Regions from separate parts of the Homo sapiens genome. Here all the other regions are linked to region 1. A link is a contact called in ENCODE Hi-C or POLR2A ChIA-PET data. All regions are on one chromosome and are shown on one strand. Each heading gives the region's core, a stretch centred on a gene start or an enhancer-like site at or near the end of the contact. The rest is flanking DNA. Distances are from core to core; before and after follow the strand shown. Region 1 holds the start of C18orf32 (chromosome 18 open reading frame 32). Region 2 holds the start of ME2 (malic enzyme 2). Region 3 holds the start of ZBTB7C (zinc finger and BTB domain containing 7C).

Region 1 (4,119 bases), core at 1,188-3,687:
AATGAGCCGGGTGTGGTGGCTCACACCTGTAATCCCAGCACTTTGGGAGGCCAAGGCGGGCAGATCACCTGAGGTCAGGAGTTCGAGACCAGCCTAACCAACATGGTGAAACCCCGTCTCTACTAAAAACACAAAATTAGCCAGCCATGGTGGAGCAGGCCTGTAATCCCAGCTACTCGGGAGGCTGAGGGGGAAGAATTGCTTGAACCCGGGAGGTAGAGGTTGCGGTGAGCCAAGATCATGCCACTGCATTCCAGCCTGGGTGACAGAGCAAAACTCCGTCTCAAAAAAAAGATTTCTTATTTTCAAAATACTGCAAATTAAGTAGCATCTGCTGGCAACTGAGTCAGCACCATCACTATGCTTAGACATTTAAAAATTATTCACAATACAGGTAAACGGTGGCATAGAGAATCAAATCTGAATGTCTTTGAAATGAATTACAAGCAAGAGCTATAAACAAAAATGTAAATTGAGGCTGGGCGCGGTGGCTCACGCCTGTAATCCAAGCACCTTGGGAGGCCGAGGGGGTGGATCATCTTAGGTAAGGAGTTCGAAACCAGCCTGGCCAACATGGCAAAACCCTGTCTCTACTAAAAATACAAAAATTAGCTGGGCGTGGTGGTGGGCACCTGTAATCCCAGCTACTGGGGAGGCTGAGGCAGGAGAATTGCTTGAACCTGGGAGGCGGAAGTCGCAGTGAGCTGAGATTGCGCCATTGCACTCCAGCCTGCGTGACAAGAGCAAAACTCCGTGTCAGAAAAAAAAAAAATAAAAATAAAATAAAATAAAATCAATTGCTGGGGCAATAGTGATTTTTTTTTTTTTGAGACAGGGTCTTGCTCTGTTGCTCAGGCTAAAGTGCAGTGGCTCAAACATACCACCTGTGTTCAGAGTTCACTGCAGCCTTGACTTCCCAGAATCAAGCTATCCCCCTTCCTCAGCCTCCTGAGTAGGTAGGACCACAGCCCTGCGCCACGATGCCCGACAGATTTTTTAATTCTTAGTAGAGATGAGGTCTCACTGTGTTGCCCATGCTGATCTTAAAGTCCTAAGCTCAAATGATCCTCCCGCCTAGGCCTCCCAAAGTGCTGGGATTACTGGAACCTGGCCTAATTTTTTTTTTTAAATAATTAGCAAGGTGTGATGGCACGCGCCTGTAGTCCCAGGTATTTGGGGAGCTGAGGAAGGAGAGAACCGCTTGCGCCCAGGAAAGCCGAAACTGCCGTGAGCTATGATGGCCCACTGGACTCCAGCCTGGGCCACAGAGGCAGACCCTGTCTCAAGATTAAAAAAAAAAAAAAATCCAAAAGTTGTAACCTGTCCAAAGTTCTCACAGAGGTAACTGGTAACTAGAGCTTCTAAGACCATTATTTCCAGTTCTGGTTTTCCTCAATGCTCTTGCCTTTTCCTCTTCCAAAAACACAATGGTCATGTTTTTACCAAACTTTTACCAAACTTTCCAAACCAACGAAACCCCTTCAAAACAACTGACAATGCTACCAGTACTAGTTTAGTGACTGACAGGCCCTCCATCATAAAGATTCATTTTTACTTCTGCAATTGTGTTTTAAGTAAGTTCGCACACAGTACGATGTACATAAACTCTCGAGGACAAATACTACTAATCACTTACGCCACAATTACGGCTTTTAAGAGACTTTTTAGCTCTCTTCGGAATGAAGCCTATTTGTATCTTATCTTTTAATCTTCATAATAATACTTCGGTAAGATATTTTACTTCACACATATGGAAACTGGGTCAGAAAAGTCTAGAAGGTGGCTACGAGATATTATTATTTTAATTATTCGCTCCAAGCCAACAAAGCGAGCAAAACGGATTAAAGCTGTTGCAGAGGAATCTTCTTTCACTCAACTTAAGTCCAGACAACAGAGTAGACAGTTAAAGTCTGAGGCTCCATCCGAAATAGGGAAGGCATAACAGGGAAAGTCACCTTCCTCCAAGTCATCCAGTTGAGCATGTCATCTTAGTGGAGACAGAGGGAGCGGGGACAGGTTGAGTCAATGACAATGATTGAAAAGAGACGAGAACAGAGGCCTAACGGTGAAGGTCATAGAAAGGATGTGAAACCGATACTTGGCCACGGAAAAGAACAAAATCAATATAAAGTATCGGAGAGGCAAATGCAAGCTCCGAGGGCGCCGGTGGTGGACAAAGAATACAGACAGAGGGGAGGGGAGGGCGGGGCGGAGGGCGGAGGAGCGCGCTCGCGGAAGGAAGGTACCCTGAGAGCGAAGGCAGGCACCGCGGAGGCCGGCGGGCCGCGACCGCCGAGGAGGGAGGAGGCAGGAGGCCGCGCACCGCCTAGGACTCTGCGAGCGCGGCCCGGGCTGGGCCTGCGGAGCAGCTACAAAGCCCAACCCAGGCCGCTAGCCCGGGCACACTCACCCGCGACCGCGGAAACGCAGCTGACAATGTCCGCACTTCCGGAGGGAGGGACGATCCGCAGCCGAGCCAATGGGCGCCTTCAACGGGGACGACAAAGGCGCGCTTGCGTCAACCCGGGGTCGCACAGCACGCAGCAGTGTTGCCCAAGGGGCGCGGCGAGGCTTCCGGCTCTGCGGCCTGCAGGTAGCGCGAAAGTCCTGCGCGTCCCAGATGCCCAACTAAAAGCTTCGCTGCGGGAAGAAAGCCTGACCTGACTACACCCAGACCCAGAACGCAGGATCTCGGTAAAGGATGATGCCTGTGCAAACGGCGCGGCACCCACACGGAAGGTGGCAGCTAGGCCGTTGAGGCAACTGTGGATAAGCTATTAGTTTTGCTGGTTTCTTAAATTCAAGGGCAGAGCAAACTAACATTAAGGCCAACTTTACAAACGTCAGTTGCTTAAAAGAAGCAGTTACATCACTTTATAAACGAAAAGTACTGACGCTCGCTAGGATGTCAGTACGTGTTGGCGAAGTTGTGTGAAAACTGGGACCCTCATAAACCGTTGGTGGAAATGTAGCGTGCAGCCTTTTTGGAAATATTTGGAAGTTCCTCAGATGTTTACTCAGGTAACCTTATGATCTAGCAATTCCACTCTAGTATATACTCAATAAATGAAAACACAAAAATCTGCACACAAACGTTCACAGTACCATCGTTCCTAATAGCAAAAACAAAACCCCTTTATCAATTGACGAAATGATACAGGTTGAGCATCAACCTAAAAAGCTTCAAAACCTGAGCCTGAGTGCTGTTATCATACTCAAAGGCAATGCTCAATGGAGCCATTTCCAACTGGGGATGATCAACTGGTATATTCACATACTGGATTGTTCTGCAAAGAAAACCACTGCAAATTCCTTTTGGGATAATGAAACTTTTTTTGAGACAGGGTCTTGTTCTGTCTTGCCCACGCTGGGGTGCAGTAGTGCTCACTGCAGCCTCCCACCTCAGCCCCCCAATTAGCTGGGACTACATGCAAGTGACACCACACTTACTTTTTTTTAACAGACAGGGTTCTGACATGTTGCCCTGGCTGGGCTTAAGCAGTCAGCCTCCACCTCCCAAAGTGCTGGGACTACAGAAATGAGCCACTGTGCCCAGCCATGAAAATGGTTTTTAATGGTGCAGGGTAAACAATCTTGTGTTTCTAGTTCTAATCCTAAAAAATCCTCATTTGATCCATCTTGTAAGGACACTTGAAATATGTTCACTAATAAAGACAACCAACATTCTTTTCCTTTTAATTACATTTATTTTAATGCTGAATTTACTCCCGTGCCATAAGTTTTTGTTTCTTCAGTTTCTTCTGGGATATCTGGGGAAAGAAAAATGTGTTAAGTTTCTTAGAGAAAACCACAGTACATCTTGGAGGACTTCAGCTTATTCTGGAGGCAGGAAACCTAGTCGTTAAGGACTAAGGGGGAAAAATACTTAAATGGTAGAAATCAACAGAACTTAAGTTCATTAGATGTAAAAAGAAGTGTACAGAATCACTCAGGTTCTTGACTTAAAAGAACTAAATGTGATCAATTACTGAAAACAAGCTTCTTAGATTTGGGGAGAGGGCCCATTTTGAAGTGGCTATGTACATCTAAGTGGGGCCATCAGCAGATAATCATACGGGCCTGAGGTACTGAATATAAAACTACCAGTTTTTTTTTTTT
Region 2 (4,119 bases), core at 837-3,336, 1.4 Mb after region 1:
GTTAGCCAGGATGGAATTCTGTTTTCATTAGGAAGCCTTTGACCAATCACTGTAAGTGGCTAAGGGGAAAGAAATTGTTGTCAGAGCAGACCAGAAAACAGCAGTTTCTACCTCCTTGACAGTAGCGGGTATTTAATAAGGAATAAATTGACTTCAATGTAAGCAAAATAAGTTCCCTCCATGATAGCTCTCTACAACTTTCAATCTGGGATTATTCGAATGTAGGACAAACTGTCCTTAAATTCTTTAAATTGACAAACAATTGTATATAATTATGGTCGGGCGCGGGTGACTCATGTCTGTAATCCCAGCACTTTGGGAGGCCGAAGCAAGCAGATCACTTGAGGCCAGAAATTCGAGACTAGCCTGGGAAACATGGTGAGAAACCCCGGCTCTACTAAAAACACAAAAATCAGCTAGGCATGGTGGCGGGTGCCTGTAATCCCAGCTACTTGGGAGGCTAAGTCAAAAGAATCGCTTGAACCTGCAAGGCGGAGGTTTCGGTGAGTCAAGATCACGCCACCGCACTCCAGCCTGGGCGACAGAGCAAGACTCCATCTCGAAAGAAAAAAAATGTATATACTTTAATGCAATGGGATACAATGTAATGTTTCAATACATTGTGGAATGATCAAATTAGGCTAATATATCCATCACCTTACATGCTTATTTCTTTTTGGTGAGAATATTTTAAATCTACTCTTTCAGCCATTGCGAAATATACATTATGAACTATAGTCACCATGCTGTGCGATATTTCTAAAACTTACTCCTGAAACTTTTTACCCTTTGACCAACATCTCCCCATTCCCCATCTACCCCCCAACACCCCCACAACTGTCTTTCAAAGACAAAAGAATTTCACCTCTACTAATGAAGCATTTATGTAGAAAGACACTGGTAATGTTTAGTTTCCTTCATCCAACCTGCTGCATCTTGTAAGTTCCTGGCAAGCAGAGTTACTTTAGGTCATTCATATTTATAACCTCTCCTTGCCTGCGGTGGTTATTATAGCAACCACACCTATGGATTATCACCTAACTGGAGTTTCCTCCTCACAGGCCCCACCCTTCAATGTTCAGAGAGGGGCGATTGCCCCAGATTTTATTTAATTGTCAGAGTTTAGGAGGGAGCAATTCACTCTTCCCTACTTCCACTCCATCTTCTCAATCCTACATTTCCATCACTTTTAATTTTATTCTGCCTTGCCTCTTTTTTTATATTTTACATCTTATTTTTGAAATTGTCATTACCATGCCTTGTTTTAAGAGTACACAAGCTCATTATAGTAAAGAGTTTTGGGTGATAACATTTTCTGAAATAAGGGTGAAGAAATATCCTCCCATGTCACAACCGTTGGGAGGGCGGGGGTAGGGATGTTGGAAGGCACGGTCCCTGCGGCTTTCAAGGACAAGACAATTAAGTGTTCCGGTGCTTTTCTGAGGCAGAACATTGAGCATCTATTTATGGTGACTGTGACAGTGGAGGTGATTGGTAAATTCACCGCAGGCCAATAACCTTGCCAGCAGCCATGAGGAGTGGCAAAGAATTCTGCAGAAGAGCAAGTCCTAAGCACACAAAACAGCTCGGAAAGTGAAAGCGTCGCTGAAGTGCGGAAGCCTCGCATTTCCTGGGTCCTCTTCTTCCTTCCTTTGCCGTCTCCTGCCCTCCCGTTCTCCCCCTTCCTCTGTGGCTCAGGCAGGACAGACCCCAACTCCCAGCTTCCCTGGCCTCCGCGGGTTCGGAGACTGGGACCCCCGGGCCAGGAGTGCTGGGGGGCGCGGTCGGCCAGCCCCGGCTTCCTTCATGGAGCGGCGGAGCTCCACCTCCTCCTCCGCACTGCACTTCTCACATCCTCAGCATCGCGTCCACGAGGCCGCCCGCCCCGCCTCAGAACCGTAACCTCCAGGAGCTGGGTTGAGGAAGGCGCGGAGGACAGGAACCCCAGCGCCGGCAGCTAAGCCTCCAGACGGAGCCCGCCCCTCCGGCCGGTTCCTGCCTCCAATTGGCCCGCGAGCCCGTCCGTCTCCACCGTGGGCCACGCCTTCCGGGCCCCGCGGCTGGCCGGCTCCTCGCGCCCTCCCCTCTCTCGGCCGCTCTTCGGGCCGCCTCTGCGTGTGGGGCCGCCCGCGCCAGTGTGAGCCTGAGCTGACGGCGGCTCCGGGAGGCTCGCAGAAGGGGAGGGCCGGGCGGCGCGGGAGCTGAGCATCGCCAGGGCGGGCGGCAGGGCGCGGCCTCTCCGCCGGGTGTACCACCTGTCGCGGCGCGAGACCTCTGGTAAGGCCCGGCGCGGTGGGGCCCGGGCGGGGGTCCGGGAGAGGAGCGGGCGCCGGCCTCCCCTGGCCCGGCCCCGAGAGCCCAGCGCTGCCGCGCCTCCGGCCTCCGCGCGTGCGGCCCCCGCCGTTCCCGGCCTGGCGGTGGGGGCTGGGGGAAGGGAAGCGGTCTGCGGAGTCCGGGCTGAGGGCGAGGGACCGGCTACATCGCGGCGACCCAGGTTCCAGCGGCCGCGGCTCTACCCGGCGCGCGATTTCCAGGTTCCTCCGCCGGCTGGTGCCTGGGCGCCCCGCTCTCGCCCGGGAGCGAGGCCCTGGGCCTCCAAACGCCAGCATCTCTTTCTCGCTCTTTCTGCACCCCTCCACAAAAGGACTTCTGTGGCTGGAAACCCTTTGGCAAGCCTATCTCCTTTATTCAGTCGGGCCGAGTTAACGGCAGGAGTTAGGCTGTGTGTGTGGCTCCTCCCTTTAAAAAAAGACTTGCTGCGGGCTGGAGAGTTCTGAGATTGGACCGATTCCGTCTATTATTAAATGCCATCTGTGGACCGGGATTGGCAGGTGTTTCTTTCACGCTGGCGATAACTATCTCTGCATGTGGTGTTACCTAGGTGGTCCTAGGTTTCGACTTTCTTTTTTGGTTCCAGAGATAATTCTAGAAAATTTACGTTGCTTGTGGTGAGAAGCGTGATCAAATTAACACGTGCTTTCTTACAAAACGTTTTATCATCTTCTGTCTGTGGATTTACCTTCCTGATGCTTGTGGCTATCACCTCTAAGCAAAGAGGTTAATAGCATTGCTATTTCTGTTAGTGTTGCAGTTGATAACGATAACAATAGTAGCATGTATTAATTGCTAGTGACAGGCAGAGCGCTAGTTTCTACACGGATTATCTCAAAATAACCCTTTGAGGTTGATACTGTTACTGCCTCCACTTTACAAACCAGGAAACTAAGGTTTAGGTAGGTTAAGTAACTTGCCTAAGACCACAGTTTTAACGTGACAAAGCCTAGATTCAAACTCAAGTGGTCTAACTTCATAGCTGCATCCTCCACCCCCACTCCCTTAAACGTGTATACTCCTTAAGCATTGCTCATGTTGTTAAGCTAATTGCGATGTTGTACCCATAATTTTGATTTTCAATTTACAAATACTCTGTAAATTAGATGAGAGAAACAGTTGTTTTTAAAAACATACATATAGGCCGTTCGCGGTGGCTCACGCATGTAATTCCAGCACTTCTGGGAGGCCGACGTGGGTGGATCACCTGAGGGCAGCTAATTTTTGTAATTTTAATAGAGACGGGGGCTTCGCCGTATTGGCCAGGCTGGTCTCGAACTCCTGACCTCAAGTGATCTACCCACCTTGACCTTCCAAAGTGCTGGGATTACAGGCGTTAGCGACCGCGCCTAGCTCCTAATATGACTTTTATCATGCATTAATAGGAAATGTTGGGCTATGCTTCTGTAGAAATATTCTCTTGAGAATAATATATTTATGCTTAGTAGCTATTTCTGAGAACTGCTTATGGGTGACACCCTTAGAGGGTGTTTATATGTTTTTGTCTTTTAATATATTTATGAAAACAAAATATTCATAAAGGAAAAAACCCATTTACCATTTGGGAACTTCTTTTGTAAAATTAAAAACTTACAGCTATGTATGTATAATCTGTATATTAAGTTAAAAACTCTAATTGATTTTGGTGAATTTCAGACAAACTAGACATATTTTATTCTCTTTAAGACGGAGTTTTGCTCTTGTTGCCCAGGCTGGAGTGCAGTGTTGCGATCTCCACTCACTGCAACTTCTGCCTTCCGCGTTCAAGCGCTTCTTCTGCCTCAGCCT
Region 3 (4,119 bases), core at 1,173-3,672, 1.1 Mb before region 1:
GCTAAAATCAAAGTGGCCAACTCGTAGTTCTTTTTTAATTTAGACACTTTGTTTGCTCAATAAAATACAGAGTAAAAAACATTTACTGAAAACCCACTCATTGATGTTTAATGGCTGTGTCAAATACTCATAACAACATTTATTCCAACACCCCCAGATAATTGCTCATCTTTCTCATTTGGTATCCACAACAGCACAGCATTTGTGTCCAAGTGTAATTGATCCAAAATTGGGCTCCCTTTCAAAAATATCTGTAAAATCTAATTACCAGGAAAACAGAGTTCTGGCATCCTATGGAAAGTGGGTGCTTCAGTGAAAAAAAGCTGCAAATTCTTCTTGGCTAATCAAGCTGCATTGTGTTACAAAAGGAGTTTGAGGAATTTGGGATAATGAGGGAGCAGGAAAAGTTGGGATAGTGTCAGACTGGACTTTGCAGTGACAGTCCTGGTTTTTTTAAGCCAAGGGCACGGGACGGGAAATATACCACATTCGCTGGCAAGCATGGATTTAGAAAGTACCAGATAAAGAGGCCATGATGGGCTTGGGGTGTGGGGGTGGCATTTCTGATCTCAAGCCCTACCAGGCCTTGCCCAGGGAAGTCTCTCCACCCTTGCCTGGAAGGCTGATGTCATTTCTAGTCTCACTGGGCCTCTAGCCACTGTAGCAGGTCACTTTCCTTCCTTGGGCCTGAGTTTGCTCATCTGTAAAATGAGTGCTCCTAATATCTCTAGGGTCTCTTTCAACTTCAAAATCCTATGACCTTCTATAAAGCAAAGGGCATGCTTTTTGCTCATGTACTTGTGGGGGCAGGGAGCGGGAGCCACCGGACCAAGGAGAATGAAGGACTGAGAGTTTCCACCTCTCACGCAGTTTTGTACCTAGTTTCAACACCCGGGTATCTGGCCCGCTCTGGGAATAATGATTTCTTTCAGCCCAGGACGACCTACCGAGGTGTTTCTACCTCGCTGCCCTGGATTCCTCAACCCCGCCAATGAAGAACAGGGCCAAGCCACCGGACTTCTCGGAGCCTCTCTCCCAGGTCTGGGCACAGTATATCTTCTTTTAAGGGGTCTTCCCTTCCCACTCCCACTCCTCTTTCTGTCCTAGAAGCACCAGAAACTCCGGCTCTAGCCTTGCGCATGGTCCAGCGAGACTTCCCATACAGGCAGCGCACGCCACCCACCCCCAGCTCCCCTCGGCCTTGCGCCCGCGCCGCGGAAGGTTGGGTACCAGCCTCCACAGCTTTGCAGATTGCAAAGATAACGGGAGCTGCCGCTTCGCTTTTCTTTGGCTCCTCCTGGCCTTCATCCTAGTAAAACCAGACAAGCAACCGGAAAAACAAAGCAGCACAGCGGCCAGAGACAATTCGCTTTCAACGGAGCAAGAGACGTACACACCTTGAGAGAAGACGCACGCAGTTCCCGTGCGTGTCGCTGGGAACAGACCTCGCACTACCCCGCGCGGCGACAGGCACCGGGCCAGGCTCGGCTTCACTTGTCCGAGGCTTGGAGGAACTGTGTGCGTGCGCCCATTTCCCCCAGCTTCCCGACTTGACAGCAGCAAGGATCTTTGAGTCCTGCATGAGCGACACCTCGGGCAAGGACTGTACTCTGCTCAGATCTCATCGAGAGGTGCTGGATCCCAGCCTTTCCAGCTCATTTTCCAATTTTCAAGAAAAGACAGCGCGAAGTGAGACTGCAAAAGTCCCAGGAAAACGTCACTCACCAAAACGCTCCCGCGCCTTCCAGGCAGAAGTGCGGTAAAACTTTTGGCAGAAACCACCTGTGGCTGCCGACGGGCCCGCCCCGCTCGGGCCCGCAGGCGCCGCCGAGCCCCGGGCCGCACGCGCCCGCAGAAGTTCCTTTCCAGCCCCGCGCGCCACTTCGCTCCGGGCCGCGGTGCCAGCCAGGAGGCGCGGCGCCCGCTCGCTGGCTCGCTCTCCGCTGGCTCTCCCCTCCCTCCTTCCCTCCCTCCCTCCTCCCGCCTCCTCCGTTGCATGGCTGCCGCACGGAGCCCCTGAATAGCCACCGCAGCCCCCCGCCTCCTGCCCACCGCGCGGAGGGCGCCCCTGCTCCAGCCGGCGCCCCAAGGCGCGCGGACCGCCGGCCTCCTAGCAACGGCCCCCGCAATCGCTTTCCGGCGCAGCCCAAGCAAAGCCACCCGCCCGCCGCCCCGCGACCTCCCGAACTGCCTCGGCTGCCGAGGTGCTGTGGAGATCGCGACCCCGGCAGCCGGCGCCCGAGCCCGGCGCGCGAAGCCGCTCACCTCCGCGCGCCGCCGGCCCTGCGCGCCTCCCGCACTTGGCTCCGGGACGCAGTCCTGGCGTCCTCCTTCGCCGCCGGTGTCCGCCGGTCCCTGCGCGCCCGAGCCTCGCCGGCCGCGCCGCTGTCAGAGTCTCGTGGCGGGGCTGCGCCGGCGGGTATGGAGCTGAGCGGCGGCAGCGGGCGAGCGGGCAGCTCCTCCCTCCCCGCGCCGCGCCTCCGCCCTCCCCGCGCCCCGCCTCCCGCGCCGCGGCTGTCAGCCCCGCGCCCCGCGCCCCGCGCCCGCGCCGCCGGCTCGGGGGGCGCACAGGGCTAAAGGGCCCGGATGTGTGCGGTCGCCTGTCGCTCGCGCCCGCCCCCTCCCCGCCGCGCGGCACATGCACTTGCTGCGCCGCAGCCCCCGCCCGGCTCCGCTAATTTCTATTTTGACAGTAACTGTGGCGAGTGGGCGGCGCGGCGGGGGGCGCCCGGGACTGGCGGAGGCTGCGGGCGGGAGTCAGGACCCGACGCGGAGGCGGAGTGGGGGGGCCGGGCACCGCCACCAACCGCTCGGGGCTCCGCGTCTTTTCTCTTTCTTTCCTTTTTTCTCTCTGCCTCCTCCAGGATTTAAAGGGACAGCCCCGGCAGAGGCGAGGGGGCCAGGCGGCCGCCGTTTCTCCGGTCTCCTGACGCCCTCTGCGGCCCGGCCGGACCCGCCCGCACCCCCAGCGCAGGCTTGGGACCGCCGGGTATTTTTAGGTCCACACCCGACCCGGGGCAGCGGTGCGGCAGAGATGGGCTCTGCCGACCCGGGGCAGCGGTGCGGCAGAGATGGGCTCTGCCGCCCCGGCGCACGGCTATTTTTACAGAGTCCGATGGGGGAGGAAATAAAACAACTCGGCAACTGCTTTTCTACCCGAAAGTCGGGAGCAAGGAGTGGGGGCGAGAAGTTAAGTTTCCCAAATGCTCTCGGCACTCCAGCGAGCGCACCAAGACGCCTAGCCAGCACCTGAAACCGCAAGCTTGCCGCACCCCGGGGCGCCGAATCTCAGCGGGCAATCGCGCTCGGCGGCGCTGCGGCCCGGAGTCCCCACCCCTCTGGAGCCTTGGGCCCCGCACTCCGCACCCCACACGCCGGGGAGCAGCCGCTGGCCGCCCGTCACTCCCCGGGTCGGCCTGGAAGGCGGCCTTCCGAAGCGTCCAATCACCGCGCAACAATGCCAACGGGCGGGCCCGGGGAGGGCTTGTCCCCGCCCCGTCCCGCCGGGCCCCGCCCCCTCGGAGTCTGTCGGGGCAGGAGAATCTCGCTGGGACGCCGAGTGCTCAGCGGTGCTGGAAGCCACGAAGGGCCAGTGCGAGGGGAGGAGGAAGGGTCCTGGCCCTGGAGAGGGCGTGAGCGTTCTCGGGCGAGGCGACACTTGGGCAGATGTTCCCTCCAGCTACGGGCCGGGGAAACTCGAGCTGGCTTTGCCTCCTACCTTTTTGCAGTCCACCCCTCTGCGCTCCAGACAGACATAGGAACCCTCGCCCTCCTTGGTAGTACATCGGAGGCAGCACCCTCGCACGTCAGCGGGTCCTCTCCGGGGCTCCTCCCTCAGAAGCGGGAAAGTTTGTCGTCCTCAAACTCCTACCCGGCTGCGCTTATCTGAGGCGCACCTGGCGCCCAGGAGAGGCGAGATGGCGAATCCCGGCCGCCTAGTGCCCATTCTGGCTACGGATTAATAAAAGGGCAGTGGGGCTGCTGCTGTGTCCTTTAATGCTGAAGACACTGGATGACATTTTTTACAGAATTCACAAAAATAAGTTTGTGAACCTTTGGTGCCTCTTCCTAATATCACTTATTGGGATTTTTTTTTAAACCATTTCATTCATTCGTGTA

Evidence for each region. A loop is a pair of places that touch in the nucleus more often than their neighbours do. ChIA-PET counts read pairs that join two places held with the same protein, here RNA polymerase II (POLR2A). Pooled maps may share reads with other maps.
Region 2: a loop to region 1 is called in a map of CD8-positive, alpha-beta T cell, with 11 times the contacts of the local background. The contact joins the promoter of ME2 here to the promoter of C18orf32 in region 1. A Hi-C loop is called at or near these places in 5 of 168 maps with a recorded cell type or tissue (B cell, CD4-positive, alpha-beta T cell, CD8-positive, alpha-beta T cell and 2 more), 1 of 37 single-sample maps with no recorded cell type and 14 of 50 pooled maps. POLR2A ChIA-PET finds 5 or more read pairs at or near these places in 2 of 52 experiments (CD4-positive, alpha-beta T cell and naive thymus-derived CD4-positive, alpha-beta T cell).
Region 3: a map of ascending aorta shows a loop between it and region 1 (24-fold over the local background). The contact joins the promoter of ZBTB7C here to the promoter of C18orf32 in region 1. A Hi-C loop is called at or near these places in 2 of 168 maps with a recorded cell type or tissue (ascending aorta and naive thymus-derived CD4-positive, alpha-beta T cell) and 11 of 50 pooled maps. POLR2A ChIA-PET finds 5 or more read pairs at or near these places in 1 of 52 experiments (activated CD4-positive, alpha-beta T cell).

The regions. Positions count from the first base shown.
Region 1 is chr18:49,484,797-49,488,915 of GRCh38, forward strand. It overlaps C18orf32 (chromosome 18 open reading frame 32), which reads right to left and starts at 2,438. Exons shown (of 3, transcript NM_001035005.4): 1 at 2,247-2,438. The region is part of intron 5 of RPL17-C18orf32 (RPL17-C18orf32 readthrough); the gene reads right to left. RPL17 (ribosomal protein L17) reads right to left here. Exons shown (of 7, transcript NM_001035006.5): 7 at 3,685-3,770. The coding sequence ends at 3,723. MIR1539 (microRNA 1539) reads left to right here and starts at 2,577; the gene lies at 2,577-2,626. RefSeq lists a silencer at 2,167-2,296 and an enhancer at 2,337-2,496.
Region 2 is chr18:50,877,032-50,881,150 of GRCh38, forward strand. It overlaps ME2 (malic enzyme 2), which reads left to right and starts at 2,087. Exons shown (of 16, transcript NM_002396.5): 1 at 2,087-2,277. RefSeq lists an enhancer at 1,876-2,377 and a silencer at 1,916-2,475.
Region 3 is chr18:48,406,961-48,411,079 of GRCh38, forward strand. ZBTB7C (zinc finger and BTB domain containing 7C) reads right to left here and starts at 2,423. Exons shown (of 5, transcript NM_001318841.2): 1 at 2,266-2,423. RefSeq lists enhancers at 704-1,323, 1,324-1,941 and a silencer at 3,212-3,591.